Regions from separate parts of the Homo sapiens genome. Here region 2 is linked to region 1. The links are chromatin loops, found by intact Hi-C in ENCODE. Cell type or tissue: OCI-LY7. All regions are shown on one strand. Links, peaks and the distances in the headings refer to the core of each region. The heading gives the core; the rest is flanking DNA. Region 1 overlaps ZEB2 (zinc finger E-box binding homeobox 2). Region 2 overlaps QTMAN (queuosine-tRNA mannosyltransferase).

Evidence for each region. A loop is a pair of places that touch in the nucleus more often than their neighbours do. Peaks named below come from ENCODE experiments on the same cell type or tissue, not always from the same donor. Only the 100,000 strongest peaks of a DNase experiment are listed, where the experiment ranks them.
Region 2: it touches region 1 in a loop (3-fold over the local background); 13 of 110 quality-filtered maps call a loop at or near these places.

Annotation. Positions count from the first base shown.
Region 1 is chr2:144,499,887-144,508,231 of GRCh38, reverse strand. The region is part of intron 2 of ZEB2 (zinc finger E-box binding homeobox 2); the gene reads left to right. Among named protein-coding and RNA genes, the nearest start is that of ZEB2-AS1, 16 kb to the left of the region's middle. In OCI-LY7, for the core only: CTCF peaks have their summits at 3,749 and 3,961; no DNase peak of the experiment used is centred there.
Region 2 is chr2:144,158,842-144,167,186 of GRCh38, reverse strand. The region is part of intron 4 of QTMAN (queuosine-tRNA mannosyltransferase); the gene reads left to right. Among named protein-coding and RNA genes, the nearest start is that of QTMAN, 170 kb to the left of the region's middle. In OCI-LY7, for the core only: CTCF peaks have their summits at 4,099 and 4,305; a DNase peak (open chromatin) is centred at 4,296.

The DNA of each region.
Region 1 (8,345 bases), core at 276-8,275:
ATGAACAAACGCCCGTATACAAGGAGGCTGTGGGCTCGGGGGCCCGGGCAGCGCCAGCATCACAGTAGCTGGCATTGACTGTTGTTTGGCAAGAAGGTCCTCTGCCAAATCATCCAATAATTAAGTTTTATGTTATTTGTATGAACGACCAAGCATGCAGTATTCCTTTTCAAATCAAAGGGAGGCTTAAAATTACTTTTTGAACACTTTCAGACCATGGTCAGGTCACAGTTTGGGGGCTGAATTAAAATGATCTCATTCATGATCTAATTGAGGTTGGCAAAACCTTAGCAGTAGCAGGAGTACATAAATATAAATCAAAGACCAAAATTTAGCAAATCATATCATTTGCTAGAAATCTGCTCATGAATTATTCTCCGATTGCCAACCCAGAAGTTAAACTTTGTCTCCCCTCAGCAACAGTAACTGCGCATATTTTTTCAGGCTTCTGACAGGAAAGTTAGAGGATCTGAAAAGAGAAAGGAGAAGGAAGATGATCACTGTGTCATCAGATATGGTACATTTGTGACCCAAGAAACTATGAGAGCTGATAAAGCCATGTACGTTTACAGTGGCTGCTGCAGCCTTGGTTAGAAATTAATATGGGTTTCTAAAAACCAGACTTTGGAAGAGCAGGCAGCACAGACACATTAAGAGTGTAAGGGGAGCAAACGTTTCAAGAAGGGTCTGATTGTACTTTGCTTTCATTTTTTCAATTGAGGAATGTAATCATCATAATGATTCATGATTATTTACAAATTTAGTTCTATCACTGAGCTGGGTCCAGGGATTGAGATTTGAAGTAGTGGTTAGAACTAGAAGACGATACGGAGCTGTTAGTGTGCATATTCAGGTTACCTTTCATTCTTTCTTTCTTTTTAACGCTGCTATAAAATTAAGACTCCAAATAACTTTTCCTATAATCTGTGGGATTAAATGTCATACTCTATTGTATCTAATCCATTTTTAAGTTGTAAATTTTTCTTGTTTGCTGTGTATGATTTCATCTTAAACCCACACAACACTTTACTATAAACTAGAAGAGGTCTAATTCTACAGTTGAATCTTTTGAAGTTAAAATTTTAAATCCTGTGTAAAAGAAGATGTTCTTTTAATCAAACAGTAAACACAGAACTGGTCAGTTGGCCACCTTTATATATCACAAATATATGAAGGTATACTTTTAAATCTTCAGGATAAACTAAGGTGGGAACATTTAAAAATAATCTCAGGTGAGAGAGGTAGATGACCACATTCCTGGGAATAGGTAACTGTCATTAATGATTTCCTAAAATGTATTCTACATTAAAAAAACTGTAATGGATTTCTCTTTAATAGTTACGTTGCCCATAGACAACATAGTGATTTTTGTTCTTTATATACTGTTTCTTATTTTTTTATAATAACTCAAGGAAAGGTACTCCTGACAAGATGATAGCCACCCCCTCCTCCCAAATATGAAATAATCAGTAATAGATGAACAGATTAAAATATTGTGCTATATAAAATCTGAGGTTTTTTTCTTTCTCTCAAATGGATGAGTAAATTTCAAGGAATTCAGTGCCCAAGTGATCTATAAATGTAATATATTGCTTTCAATGTTTCTTAGTTTAAGAAAGTATTTATTGTCTTGTATATCCAAGTAACTGTAATCAAGGAAATTGCAATTGCCTATTCTTGGAAGTACCTAAGTTTCTATTTTAGACACCATGCACATCAATGGAAGTGTTTCACATCATGAGAATTCTCAGTTTTAAGAGGTGAGGTTTATATATAAGGAACTCAGTAAGCTGTGTTTTCATAATAAATAGACCCATTAAGAGGGAAATATCTCTGAGCAAAATGGTTGTCCTCTAAAGATTTCCCATCACCTTTGCTCTGCTGATGGGAATTTGAAAACTAAATACAGCCCATGTGCACACATTCCCACATGCACACAAACACAAATGCACCCTAGGATCCAAACTCTGAGAATTTTCCTCTTTAACTTTCACTACAGTCATCTAGCTTGTGAATGAAATACACTTAAACAAAAATAGTAGAGGCGAAGAATTAATGTAGATTCTTGTTTAGTAGGATTTATTGTAGGGGGGAAATGTGTTCCCTATGCCACATGATTCTTACGAAACTTACACCTATTAATCTAAGCTTTAAGTGTATTATTTAGGATAAATTACTAGCTTTCTGCTTTTGTACTGTTTTCTCCCATTTTCCTTCAGTATTACCAATCTTAACACAGATTATCCTAAACTGATTGCAAATTATTATGGTTTTTAAAACAGCATTCTGGAGTCCTGAATAAAGATGGTATTTTAAACTAGTGTTTACAATATACAGAATAAAAAAGGGTGGGGGAGATTTAAAACCATACCGAACACTTAGAAATGTGTGGAGTTTTATACTTGTGCAGATAAGTGTGAGGTAGCCTTGCCCTGTGAAACCAAGACCACAAATGATACGTGTCAGTAGGTTCTTTGATAGGGCTTCTGGCCACAGTGTTTTTGTGCTGTCAAACTGCTATGTTGAACAAACACCTCCTCTGGGACAGAGTGATAAATGCAGAGACAGGCTGGCTTCAACCAGTCTCAGCAACCTCCTCAACCACACCCCCCACTCCCAGCCCACCTCCTACCTCCTACAATCCAGCCACCTCCCACTCCACTTTGCCCCTTTACCTGAAATTGACATTTATATAGAGGTGCCCAGGATTTTTTAAGGTGTCAGTGGTGAGTAATTGTTGATACTCCCCAAATCTTATGAATCAGTACTCTGAAACTGCAGGCAAAGTCCTTTTTCTGGCAGGCTTTATCTAGTCTTTTTAAATGGAACTGGACTGAGCTTCTAAACTTTTGCCAACTTGAACTTTTTCCACCTTTGCTTAATCACTTGAAAACCACTTGCTTTCCTTGTCTTTCCCCCAGTCGCTTTTTATTTTCTAATGTTCAAGCTATTACATTGTGCAACACAGACAAAATTTTGCCTTAAAAAATCCAAACACTATTACCTCTTACTTTTCACTTTCTAGCATTCTTTTAGGGCTAACATTTCAAATGTATAGTCAACTGGTCTTTTTTTTTTTTTCTTCTCTCTCTTGGAGCCATTATTCTCTGACTAAAACCTGTTTACTGGTGCCTTTGTGTGTGCGTTTTTTCCCCCTGACATTAAATGAATTTCCATCTTCTACTTCTGCAATCTCTAAGAAATAGATAAACCATTATATTTTTTCCCTGCTCGTATTTTAAAGTGGTGATCCTGACAGCAGGACGATTATTGCACTTTATGTTTTAGTGGATGTTTGCTGTTGCTAGTTACAGCAACACTTATCATAAGACAGCAAGAAAAGAGTAGTCCCTGGTAATTAAAGTAATGAAATATTCATTTACTCTACCTTTTCTGTAGTCTCACAAATTAGGCTGCTACATTTAATGCCTGCACTGCCTCTGTTTTTATTATAATGGCAGCTTTCGCATCTGCAATTAGGACTAATTCTGACAGTTACAATTTCTGAGGGATGGTAAACAGTGAACGAGATGTGCAGCAGAGGTATTACACGTGAAAAGCCCTTGTCTCTTTAACCTTGTTGTTTTTTTTCTCGCAGAGGTTACCTTTTCCCGATGGTGCAAAATCGACTTGACATAACTGTTCATCAGTTTCAGGGTTTTCCCTGGAGGTATTTGCATCAAATCAGCCCAGTCAAGCTTCAAGTTGAAATTGGCAGGCCAGAAACTCACAGGGTAGAGACTGGAAAAGAGACAGCCAAAGTACAGGCAGCAAACTGACAGCAGCAGAGTGAAAGACAGAGGGGTGGGGGGAGGTTGAGAGCGAGAGCTTTTCAACTTTAGTGTGCGGGAAATCTCAGCTCCTCCTGTACTGATCTCAGCAGCACCATATCCTGAAGGAGCTTGAAAGGTTGAGATTCAGAACACCTTCAGCTAATTCTTACCACTAGGGCTCACCAGCCTTGCTCCGGGGGTTTGCTCTCACTTAATCTGATTGGATGCCTAAAGAGGAGTGGGCACACTTAATTAAACGGAAGGAAAGTTCTGAGGCACCTCCCCAGCACTTATTAAAGCTTGAAAGCCAAATCTCATGATCAGTGTTATAGGAGGAAATTAAGGTGGTTTGTTTTTTTTGTTGTTTTTTTTTTTTTTTCTAATTGTTAACTTGTAGGAAAGTGAACAATCCCTCTCTTTACCAGGTTTGTTTTCTTGGGGGTTCTCTTCTGAGTAGATTAAATGTTCACAGAGACTAGAGCTCAGGGGACTGTCCATTCAAAAGCTAATGCATTTTGGCTAACAAAAAGCCAGTACAAGTAGCAAAAATTATATTTGAAGAGATACTCCTTTGAATGACATGGGTTTGCAAGTTCTCTGTCAAATAATGCCCTACTATCCTGGTAATATGAGAACACGTATTAAGTTGTTTAAAAGGTCAAAAAACATGGCAAAACCTTAAGATGTCTAAGATACTCAACTTTTACTCTCAACAAGGTCACTTTAAGAAAAATTCTATGATTGCAAAACTTGTATAATTGCTTTTACAAAGAAAACAAATATGAAAAGTGTTTCCTTTGCCTGAGAACATTTTTTCTCCTTGATGTCTTAAAAAAAAAAATTGTCATCCTTCCCCGTCTCTTCTAACTTTGGAGTGGGAGGGGGCTGGTGTTTTTACTAGATGATTTAAAATCCTCCTTACTTTCCAACTAGACTTGGGGGTCGAATAAGCCCTTGCTTTCAAACCGTTTTCTAGCTCTGTGTATGACAGGCATTGGCTGATCTGCTGATGCCCATTCGACAGGCACTGTTGAACTAAAGTGGTGTGACGGCACAGTTTTGTTAAGCTGTGAACAAAGGGCTGAAGATGCCTTGCTGGCATCATCCATGTGCATATTGGCCTTGTCACAGTTTTGCTTGATTTAATGCTCTGTTTATTCCTAGATATTAAAACTTAAATTCTGAACAATATGTTTTCAAATACTACATACCAACTTTATTTTAAAAGCTTTAACTTTGAGGACCCTAGGGTCCATTTGCTCATCCAGTTTCTGTGTAGCCAACATTAAAACACAGCTTTGGAAATAAATAGATTGCCAGTAGCCTCTTAGCTGTTATCCATTTAAAAATGGGATTCCAGTCTTTAAAAGTCTTATTAGGATAAAAGATTTATTTTTCTTTGATCATTGGTTGAAAGTCATTATTTATTTCCAACACTGGATTGTCACATAAATTCCTAAGGAAGAGTTACCTTGTGTGTACTCAGTGCAGTCAGAGTAGACTTTTTAAAATGACAAATTATTAAAGAGATATTCAGTAATAAAAGAAAGCCTATAAGAATACCTATAAGGGTAGGCACATCACCACTGAGAGAAAAAAAAAAATCAAGGGAGTTTATGTTAAAGTGAGCCCTATTTAAGAGATAGCAGAAGAATTAAGATTGAGACTTAAAAACAAAATAATTGTTATGAAAATCCCTGTTCCAGAGGCAACAGCTCGCCTATCTAAAGAAATCTTAAGTTTGGTACTAAATTTAGATTCCAGCGTCCCGTTGAATGTGTCTTGAGCTTTATCTACGCTGGGTTTTTGTTCCCCCTCTGCCTCTCTTTCCACTCTTCAGGTTTTCTTCAAGTGTTTGCTAAGAGATTAGTTAGCAAGTTTATATTGAGGAGGTAGCCATGGGAGGCAGCTCTCTGCTTGAAGGAACGCGCAGTGGGTCAGAGTGAGAAGATACAGGGAGCTAAGACTGACTAAGGCCTGGGATCAGGTACTTTATTTTCTCTCAAAGACAAACCGCCCATAGAAAGGTTGGTGGGATGGCATCTGCCAGCAGGAGCACAGATGTTACCACTTTTAGAAACTTCCAAACAAGCATTATTGCTGGAATAACTTTATGAAAAAAAAAATCTGCTGCCAGAATACTCCTTTTTCATTATGTAAAGAGGCTATAATTTGAGATATTCAAGGTTATTTTTACCTCCATTCATAAAACAGCATCTTTCTTGAGAGCTGTTACGAGTTAGGTGAGGAAGGTGGCAAAGGAGAGAAAAATACTCAGCAGCCTAAAAGTATTGCTGCTGCTAATAACCGGTGAGACTGCACTAAGAATCTGAAATGGAATCTCCGGGGTAAAACACATCCACATTTCTACCTGCCCTAAGCGTGCTTTCTTAGCAGTGACTGAGATGAATTGTCCATTTCTTTTCAGTGGTAGTTTTTCTCCATGTTCACTTATGCCAAATAATTCCCACAGCCAGAAAGAGTGATACAGGTCGGGGTGGCTAGGAAAGAATAAGCCTTTATTGCTAGTTTTTGTATAACATCAGGCATGAGAAAGACACTTGCTAACAGCATAGATTGCAAGACACTCTGTGGCCTGTTCTCTTAGTTTCATGAGAAAATTTTGTCCAATCCCATAGGTGTGAACAAGATTTAGACATGTAATCTCCAACCTGGAAAAGAAGAGAGCTTTTAATATATTAATAGGGCAGATTCTTACTTAATATATAAAGTGAATTTTGGCATCAGTTTGGGGTTTCCTATTAATACTTTGTTAGCAACTGTTTATGGAAGAGACAAACAGCAGTTCATCCAAATAGTCCTCCTTCCCCAACCCCCAACCCCTATCTTGGTATTAACTGCTTTGTCCTGTCAGCTTATAACATTCTATCTTTAAATTACTCTAAATGAAGTCATAATTCTAGTTATGTTTTGTAACAAGTCCATGGCTAGGACCAACATGACTTCTCACCTTTTAATGAACTGTTCTACTTTAGGATCTTCTAAGGAATAGAGTGTAAAAAGAAGCAAAGCAGGAGATGAAGAGGTCTCGTAAATAGTTTCCTTTGAACATCCACAATTGCTTACATGGCCTTTTCCCCTTTTTTCCAGGCTGGCAGAAATGGCCTAGCCCAGGACTCATTCAAGTGAGCACATTTCAGAATGACTCATTGGATGATTGGAGGGAGACACAAGCCCTACGATACCAATGCAGTGTATTAATGGAGAAAGTTCCTGAGATTGGGAGTGGGTGTGACATTAGGCTAGGGTATTCCTGAAGGGCTCTAATTCATGTGAGAATATTAAGTGTAGATCTTCTAGCTATCAGTTAGCGTAAGGTTTCATAAACAGGTAATGATGGCTCTTTCCCCCCGCTACCCCCCCATCCAATTTCTAGCTGAGTGAGGAACAGGCTCTGCTTCATATAAATACGATCTTTGAATTTATCTGCAATGAGGTACAGCTTTAATGATCTGTATCTGCAAGCCAGGAGCATGAATGTGATCTTATTGTATCATAGTGTAGAGATGAGATAGGCTAGCGCTACAGCACACCAGTGCATTGTGCCTGGGTGTCGGGAGCAATCCTTCCATTTCCAAAGCAGCAACTCTTTATTTTTCATCATTGTTTCTTTACCTCACTTGTATGCTCCTTGTGATACAGATCTGAGTGAGTTGTGCAAGCTTCAGACTTGCCAGCCCCCAGCTCCCAGGCCTAGTACAGAGTAATTCATAAACTTACCATATTAGACTATCAGATTGAAACCAAGGGTTTCTACTGTGGTGGAATTGGAAAGCCCATTGTTTTGATTATCATTTCATCAGCCCCAACTGATACTAGTATGCTCAAGGAAAACATACTTCAGTTACAGTTGATTTTCAGATTCCAAAATGGTGCTGCAAAGCCTGTGCATCTCTAATTATATTTTATGCTAGGCTGTGCAATACCAAAATATACGCCGCAGCAATCAGTGAGTGAACAGTATCAATCAATTTGTAAACAGATGAAGTCACTCATTCCCAAACTGGTTTTCCAAAAACAATTACTAAATTACAATAGAAAAAAATTGTACAGTTACTGTATTTGTGTGCTGTGTTACAATCAACATACCAGGGAAACAAAACAATTTAATGCAGAAAAATCATCATTCATCTACATTATAATTGCTTCTTTTTCACATCTACAGGGCGGTTAATTAAAATTGTGATTAAATGCGGTCGCGCTGCCTAAGATGTCTTGCCCAAAACAGGTGGTACAGAATTTAAAAGTAAAAAAAATGTAATTAGCATTGGAAATTGAGAAATTGCCTGTAAGAATCAGTGTTAATTTCAGTCAGTGATGAGGTAATTTATAAATGAATGCAGTGGAGGCTGTGCAAATGCACAATTGCCTTCCTTGCCATTCTTAGCATTCTCAGCATGCAGGTGAAAATGTTTTCAAAATATTGAGGTAATTTGAAAATCAATCCATGCATTCTGTATCTTTTTTCTCCCATTTGTACCAAATGCTGAACAAATGCTGCCATAGATGGCACAATCCATCAGTTTTTTACTTTCTAAAAGTAATGCTGCA
Region 2 (8,345 bases), core at 208-8,207, 340 kb after region 1:
ATCAATCTATAATACATTAAATTAATACTTATCAAACATCTATGTCACAGGCATTTTGCATGGAAAAGGGAATGAGAGCATACTGAATTGAATGGGAGACCTACTTTAACACAAAGGGAATGCTAAGCAGAGATAATGTACAAAGATTCATGAAAGTAGAAACTTGAAAAAATGACTCATGGTACCCAGGGCAGGAGGCCTGAAGTTTTTTGGTACTATGAGTTTCCCCAGAGAATAGGATGGAGTGGTATTTCATGCAGAGGAAGAGGCACAGTCACATGTGCTTGGGGCATTGGTGAGAGTCTGGTGTGGCTGAAGCATAGGTTATAGAGTGAAGAGAATAACAGGGGATTTGGTTCAGATATGTGGGAACTAGGAACTCATTTGTGGAGTCTGAAGAATGTTAGAGTCATTATTGAAATAGAAGACAAAATCAACAGTTTGACTTTAACATGAATAAATAGAACAGGAAATAATGGAAAATTCTTAGGTTTTCTATTCTGTCAAGCAAATACTATCACAATAATGTGGGGTATATTTTACTGGTATGAATTTATATTCATTTTTATTTTGGGATTTGATAAATGACAATGTGACCAAAGTTAAGTTGCCAAAGATTGCATATATATATGTGTATGTGTGTGTATATGCATTCATTTGCTCAACATATTAATTGTTAAGAGCCAGGTATTGGGGTTACAAAGATGAGTGAGTAAGATAATGCTCTACCTTCAATACCTTTGTCGATTAATTGAAAATGGACAATAAGTGTTTATGTATACTAGTAGGGTAAGTACAAAGATATGGGGACACCCAAGAGAATATGTAATCCAACTTGGATGTTAGTGGAGGGACCTGGAAAGCCTTCTTGCAGGGGTAATGACAACCGATTCTTAAATGATGCAGACAAGTTTGTGGTTGGGTTGATTTGAGGGAAGGGAGCATGGAATAGTGGCATACAATGCAAATTAGATAGCAGTAGCATGGAGATAAAAGGCAACCTGGTGTGTATACCATATTGGAATCATAGTCATAGTCATTTCATTATACTTGAAGCTCCAATTGTGAAATAGATGAGGCAGGAGATGAGCTTGTAGAGCTGGGTGGAGACCAGCACAGGTTGACATTTCACATACTTAAGGGACTTGGTTTTATGCAGGAGAGTGACCTGGCCAGATCTGCATTCTAGATGCATGATTCTGTAGCTAGATGTGGGATAAACTTGTTGGGAAGGTAGACTTTGAAATAAGATTAGTTAGGTGTTTTTTGCAGCAGTCCAGCCTTCACTATGTAAAAGTTTATGAATAAGGATGACGTTGAAGGGACATATTTGAGAAATATTTAGGAAGTAAAGTGCACAGGATTCATTAATAGGTTCTTAATGGAAATTCAGGGAGAGTGAGTCAAAGGAGATGACTCTCAGGTTTCTGGTTTGGTAAGTGGTTGTGCCTGCAGCTACAACAATAAATTCAGCATAAGAGCATATTTATTGAATTAGATGAAGAATTCTGTTTTAGGCCTTTTGTATTTAAGCTGCCAGTAGGCTATCCAAGTGAAGGTTTCCAACAGGGAATGTCTGAAGGTTGGGTGAGAAGTCTAGGTTTGAAATCCAGATACAGGAGCCATGAGCATGTAAATAATACTGAAAGCCTAAGAGTGAGCATCTCTTTAGTGTCAGAATTATGTTCATAATGGTAGTGAATATGCCAAGTATGTACTGAGAAAACTTGACCCAAGAACCAAAATTTGAAATGAACTCTGCTTAGCCTTGCCTATTTATTTATTTATTTATTTATATTTATTTATTTATTTTTTTGAGACGGAGTCTCACTCTGTCACCCGGAGCGAGAGTGCAGTGGCGCGATCTTGGTTCAGTGCAACCTCTGCCTCCTGGGTTCAAGCGATTCTCCAGCCTCAGCCTCCTGAGTAGCTGGGACTACAGGCATATGCTACCATGCCTGGCTAATGTTTGTATTTTTAGTAGAGATAGTGTTTCATCATGTTGGCCAGTATGGTCTCAATCTCCTGACCTCGTGATCCACCCGCCTCGGCCTACCAAAGTGCTGGGATTACAGTCGTGAGCCACCGCACCTGGCCAGCCTTCCCTAACTTGCTTAATTTTGAACAGGAACCTTCTTTAACAAAGTGAGCTATGAACCCAACCAAAGTCTTTTTAAAACATCATGTGTTTTTCCAAAAAATTTAATTGTAGCACCAAAGCAGCATATCAAAATATCATTTGCACTGAATTGATAGATCATCTATTTGGATTCTTAGAATTGGGTGACTAGTGTATACAGGACACTGTAGTCAGTTCAGGACTTCAAAGGCAGTCTGTATAATTTTGGCAATAATAATAATTTCATTTTTTCTTCTCTCAGCTCAAGCACAAGTGATCTAGGGAGAAAAATTACTTCCAAATGAGCTTACAATTGCCAACAACCCAAAATTTAACCAAATTGGATCATTGCACACTGCACTGTGTTTGGAAAAAAGACTGACAGAATGTTCTTTCAGTAGATTCTAAGGTATAGGAATTACTTAAGTGCAGTGGCTCTGGAAAATGGTTATTGCGTAAAGATCTGGAGTAATTAAGTCACATACTGTTCATGTGTAGAAGAATTTTCTAATAATTTTGATAAGTAACATTTTGTATGATGAAAACAAGAATAGTAAGAGTAGAAACTATAGAATGGCAAATAAAACAATTCTCAGATATTGCAACATTTTGAAATTTGATTCATCATTTAATTTGGATTTCATTGCCAAAACAATTTAATAATAATAATGGTAAACAGTCTCAAAATGCTTACATCATGCCTACAATGTACCAAGCAGTGGTCTAAGCACCTTACACATCTCACACCACCCTATAAGAGGAGTACTCTCATAGGCCCATTTATCACATGAGGAAATAGAAACAAACAGAAGACCAAAAACAAAAAATGCAAAAAACAAAACTTGGCCAGGTGCAGTGGCTCACAGCTGTAATCCCAGCACTTTGGGAGGCAGAGGTGGTTGGATCACCTGAGGTCATGAGTTCGAGACCAGCCTGGCCAATATGGTGAAACCCCCATCTCTAATAAAAATACAAAAATTAGCCAGGCATAGTGGCGCACACCTGTGGTCCCAGCTACTTGGGTGGCTGAGGCAGGAGAATCGCTTGAACTCAGGAGGCGGAGGTGCAGTGAGCCCAGATTGTGTCACTGCACTCCAGCCTGGTGACAGAGCAATACTCTGTCTCAAACAAACAAACAAACAAACAAACTTTCCCTAAATCGCATAGCTAGTAGTTAGCAAAGCAGGCAGTCTTCCCTTAGAATCCATGGTAGACCTGGGTAGTCTGCCTTCATAGTCCATGGTACACCCAGGTGGCCCACCTTTGGAGTACATGACCTTAACCACAGTTCTAGTTTAAACATTAATGAATGCAGTTGTTAAATAGTGTATCTATGCATTGTGGGGTTTTAAACAAATATGGAGATGACATGATTTTTTGCCCTTTAAAACCAGTCTCTGGCACTGTTTGCCATATAATTTGCATTGCACGCACACCACAATGATTCCTTTGATTTAACCTTTTCCTACTACTGTGAAAAGGCAATGTTAGCATATATTCCTTATGTATTTACAAATAAAGGGATTTTTATAAAAAGAAAACTTGAGATGATCTCCTTAGTTTAAACTGTACCTTATAGTTATGGATAAATTAGATGTAGGGATTACTAACTTTAGGAGATTTTATAAGGACTTCAATAGGTAAAAGCCTATGTACATACCTTGCTCTTTACCTAAGAATATTTTATAAGTAGAAATTACTTTAAATCAAATAATTCAAAAGGTAATAGGCATGCTTACTATTACAAGTTTTATTGTTAATATTTTTTATTTTTTAAATTTTAAAAGTAATATATAATTGTATAATAGAACTTTGGAGATAAAATATGAAAATTCATAAACCCAGAATCTGTAATAACCTGTTTTACTTCCTTATGGTCTTTTCCTATGTATCTAGTCTTACATTGCTTTAATAATAGTATATTTATAATTTTGTACTTTAGGAAGTTTTAAATTTATTGTTAATATTATTAGGGATCTTTTTTGGGTAAAAATACAATAAAATTTTGTCTTTTGGATAAATCCACATTTTCATATTCCGGGTTTGTTTTGTAGTCTCTACCAAGTACACATATTATAATTCAGAAACAGTTTTGTGTTATTCTATTTACTGCTGTCTCTTCACCCTCTTTTTGTTTCTGTGCCTTTGGCTTTCCCTAGCTGGGCACAGTCAGGTCCACTGATGCCCCCTATCTGCAAACTCAGTCTTGCACAGTACCTGAGCCATTCTTACCTGAGTCAGCTGATAGACACATCCTTAGCTTCAGATGCACACCTGCTCGTTGATGTGACTTATAGTTTTATCCATCCAAGACCTGGAATTCGTCCGCACAGCTGTTTGGGCTCCTACGTTCTTCCAGCTGACATTCACCCCTAGGTCTCTCTTGTTGCCAGTTGCCATGAGATCAGCCCTAGGCCTTTACTTTGCTGCTCTTTCCCTTATCTCTCCTCACCTTTCAACTGCCACCTTTAGCTAACTTGGCCAGATTTTTCTCTCTTTGTTTTTTTCCCCTGATATATTCTGCTTTATTCTATAGGCACCTTCTGGGGCTTTGATACTTCTTCCTTAGTTCCTGCCAGTTCTGTCCGCTGCATAATCCCAGTCAAGCTTGACATCTGTACAAGATTTTCCAGAGTCACTTCCTAAATTCTGAGCAAGACTTCTCCTTGAAATCTTTACTCTTCTGCTTTATTCATTGAATTTAACCAGCATCTTGCCCAAGTTATGCTCTTTTGACCTAGGTTTTTTGATTGGCCCACTGTCTTTTTTGATGACAGGTGTTGTAGGTGGTACTGTTTCCTTTGAAGTATATTCGTTCCTGGAACCAGGTCTCAGCCTCATTTGCAAAGGCCTGAAAACACCCAGGACAGTGTCAGCATGGTTTCTCCTGAAGGCAAATTACCGTGTAAAAATCAGGAGAGCAAAATAAAAATTTTAATGCATGTAGTTACTCTTCTAAATTCACTCACTGATTTTTGTTAGGTCTATTCAGATCCTTTTTACAGCTGAACCATTTATCACTTGAAGCAAAAGGAGCAACTGTCTATGCCACGTCCAAATGTCTTTGTACTATGAAAACTTGAGATGCAAGGCATGTTGTGTCTAGGTTTAACATCACTGTAACACATGAAATAAGAGTCCATCAATGCAAACTAAATTAAAACTGTAGTTGCATAAATAGAATCTATGGTAAGCTCTCTTTGCCTTACCCCATTTATTCTACTTATTGATGAATTTTCATAACTTACTCCTTGAATAAATTATCCAAGAATTAGCCTGTGATTTTCTTTACATATTTCTTCATATTTGTACACAGGTATTGCCATAATAAAATCTTATAGTGATTACTGTTTTTTACTACTTACTTGGGCTGGATTTTAAAATAATGATTACTGTTTTTACTCTCCATTTGGACTGGATTTTTCATTTACAATTTATATTAAAATGGAACAACATTGTCAAGTCTACTGTTAGAAAGGACTCAATCATTCTTTCGTTTTTTTCAACTGTAGGGACATTCATATCCTTTCCTCCCTAGTCATACATGTAACTGGTCCTATCAGTAACATGATTAGATCACAAAACTTCTTTCTGGTAAGATATGAAATTTGGGCATTCACATTTAATTTTAACCTTCTGACATTATGCTGTTCTTTTCCTCTCTGGCTTCTATGTGGAATAATGTGGCATGGCCAGTTTCTTACAAGATGTAAGTGGGTGGGGAGGTTCTGCAACAGGGTACTGGAACAAGACAGCCACAGGGAATTGACTCGATTAAATATATCATTTCCATTGTATACAGTTGTGATGTCCAAGTGATCTGATGATATGAGTCATAATCATAGGAAGCTTTTGGTCATAAATAAATACAAGAAAGAAGTAATGAAGGATCCCAGCTAGTAGAACATGACAATGGAGTGTCTGTTTAACCATCAAGTGTAGACAGGCTGGTACTCGATTTCAGTATGATCTCTTCAGACCACATGTTACCTTTTCTTTCGTGCCATACTCAGATGTCCCAAATTATTATCACTCTTATGACTGACTAACATAGAGGATTTCCAGCATTTTCTTGGGTTGCGTGGAGTTGTCTCAGAGATTTCTATATATTAATATATACAAAGGACATGTTGTCAAAGGAAGTGAAAAAAGGTTGAGTTAGGTGAATTTCCAGACCATCTATTCCTGCTTTACTCAAAGGTGTTTTTGTGTATTTTACGTACCAGTTGTGTGTAAGAATTCATTTGAGAAAGTGGCTGCCTTAAATTAGTCTGAGAGCTATTTCCTCTGTCCATCACAGATAGAAAGACACGATTTGGTGCTGTCTCCCCTCTAACCGTTGATGTGACAGCTATTCATTGAATACCTGTTGACTGCCAGGCCCTGTAATGCTTTGTTAGGCATCTTGATCATCTACTGAGGTATTGAATGATCACTGCGTTACAGTCTTAAGTTTTCCCTCTGGTTCTGCGCATAAGTTACCATGTTTTCTTTCCACATTTTCTTGATAATCTTACAACTTCAAAGTGACTTCTATACCAAAAGTTCCAAAATCTGTCTCCAGTCTCACTTTGCCATGTAATACTCATGTGAGATTTGATAAGTCATCCTTTCTGAGCCTCAGTTTTCTTATTTGTACAACTGATGTAATTACCAACACTAGAAGGATAAAAAGACAGTGAAAGGTACAAGCTTATATAAGTATAAAGGATAATATTATTTTTATTGCTGTAATCAGTAACTTTAGGACCATATCTCAACATTTTTGTAGGAAATGCTTGTTTGTACAGACCCTGACACCTTAAACTTAAGATTTACTAAATAGTGTTCAGTCACTCTTTTTTCTTGCATGAGACACTGTCCTTGATTTTATATTTTTATGATGGCATGATCTTTCCGATAGTCATTACATTTCAAAATCTTGAAGGTACATTTTTAGTGCCTTCTCCTCCTTTAGAGGAGAAATGTTACTACATTTCTTCAGACTTTCTTTGCAACTTGTCTGTATTGCTCTAATCATCTCATAACTGGTCCCTTTTTCTTTAGTCTTTACGTGTACTGTTATGGAATTTTTATTTTTTTGTTTTTGTTTTGTTATTTTTGCCTTTTGTTTCTCTACTCCTAAAAAAATATAGCCTGAAACTTCAGCATCCCCGCACTGTGTACACATTGGCTCACTTGTAAGCCTTGCATTCAAGGTCCTCTACAATATATACTTAATCTGCATTTGCAGCTTTTCTTATTACAACTTTTTCATGAGCCAACCCCTTCAGCCAACCTTTTTGTTTTCAAATTGAGTATTGACCACTTTTATTTCTGTAAGCTCTCTGTCTGGAATGTCTTCTCTTTGTTGAAAAACTACAGATCCAGTCTGGCCTATTGAAAATGCCACCTCCATGAAAGTATTTGTAATATTCCTCAAACACATGTGATTATGGCTCTTCTCTTCTGAACTCACTATCTCACTGTTCTTTACTTCATCTCAGCTATTCCATGCTTGTATAATACCTAAGTAACGGCATAAAATACACTTAACTATTTCTTTAGTTGAACTTGATCACTGTGTATCTGTTTCTTTCCATTTGTGAACCATATTTGAATCAGCCTCGGCCCCATGATGAGAAAGTGGTTGGTGACGGTAATGCAGTTTCATCTTACAGTTTATGTCCTACCATGTTGCAAGTACAAGAAGGAAAAGTGGCTCCCAACCAGCTTTACACTATTGAAAATATGGGGGACCGTTTTAACACTATTTTTTTTCTTGATAACATGCAGGAATATGTGTTGAAAGAATTATTTCAGGCATTTTTATTTATATCCATGTTAAAATATAGTTAAATGAAAGTATCTTCCAATCAGAAACTAAAATTTTATAGAACAAGTAAATTTACTTACTCCTAGAAAGATGTCTCACCTGTTCTTGTCTTGATTAATCTTCAAAGGGATTATTTTTTATGATCTGCAGTTTGTGCATCCCTATTTTAAGGCATTAAGCTCTGTATCAAATCCTTTTTGTATTATTGCAAATCAACCAATCTTTTGCTACTTTAATGTTGTCAGCCATTCACTCTTTATTGTTATTTTAAATGCCAGAAAGTAAAATGCAAAAACCCCACCCTATATTAATGTAATTTTATGGTTAAGATTTTACATTCAAAAAAGTCCAGAAATTCAAAGTTATAGTTCCCAGAAGAATCCTAATTCAGTCACATTGCATAAACTGATA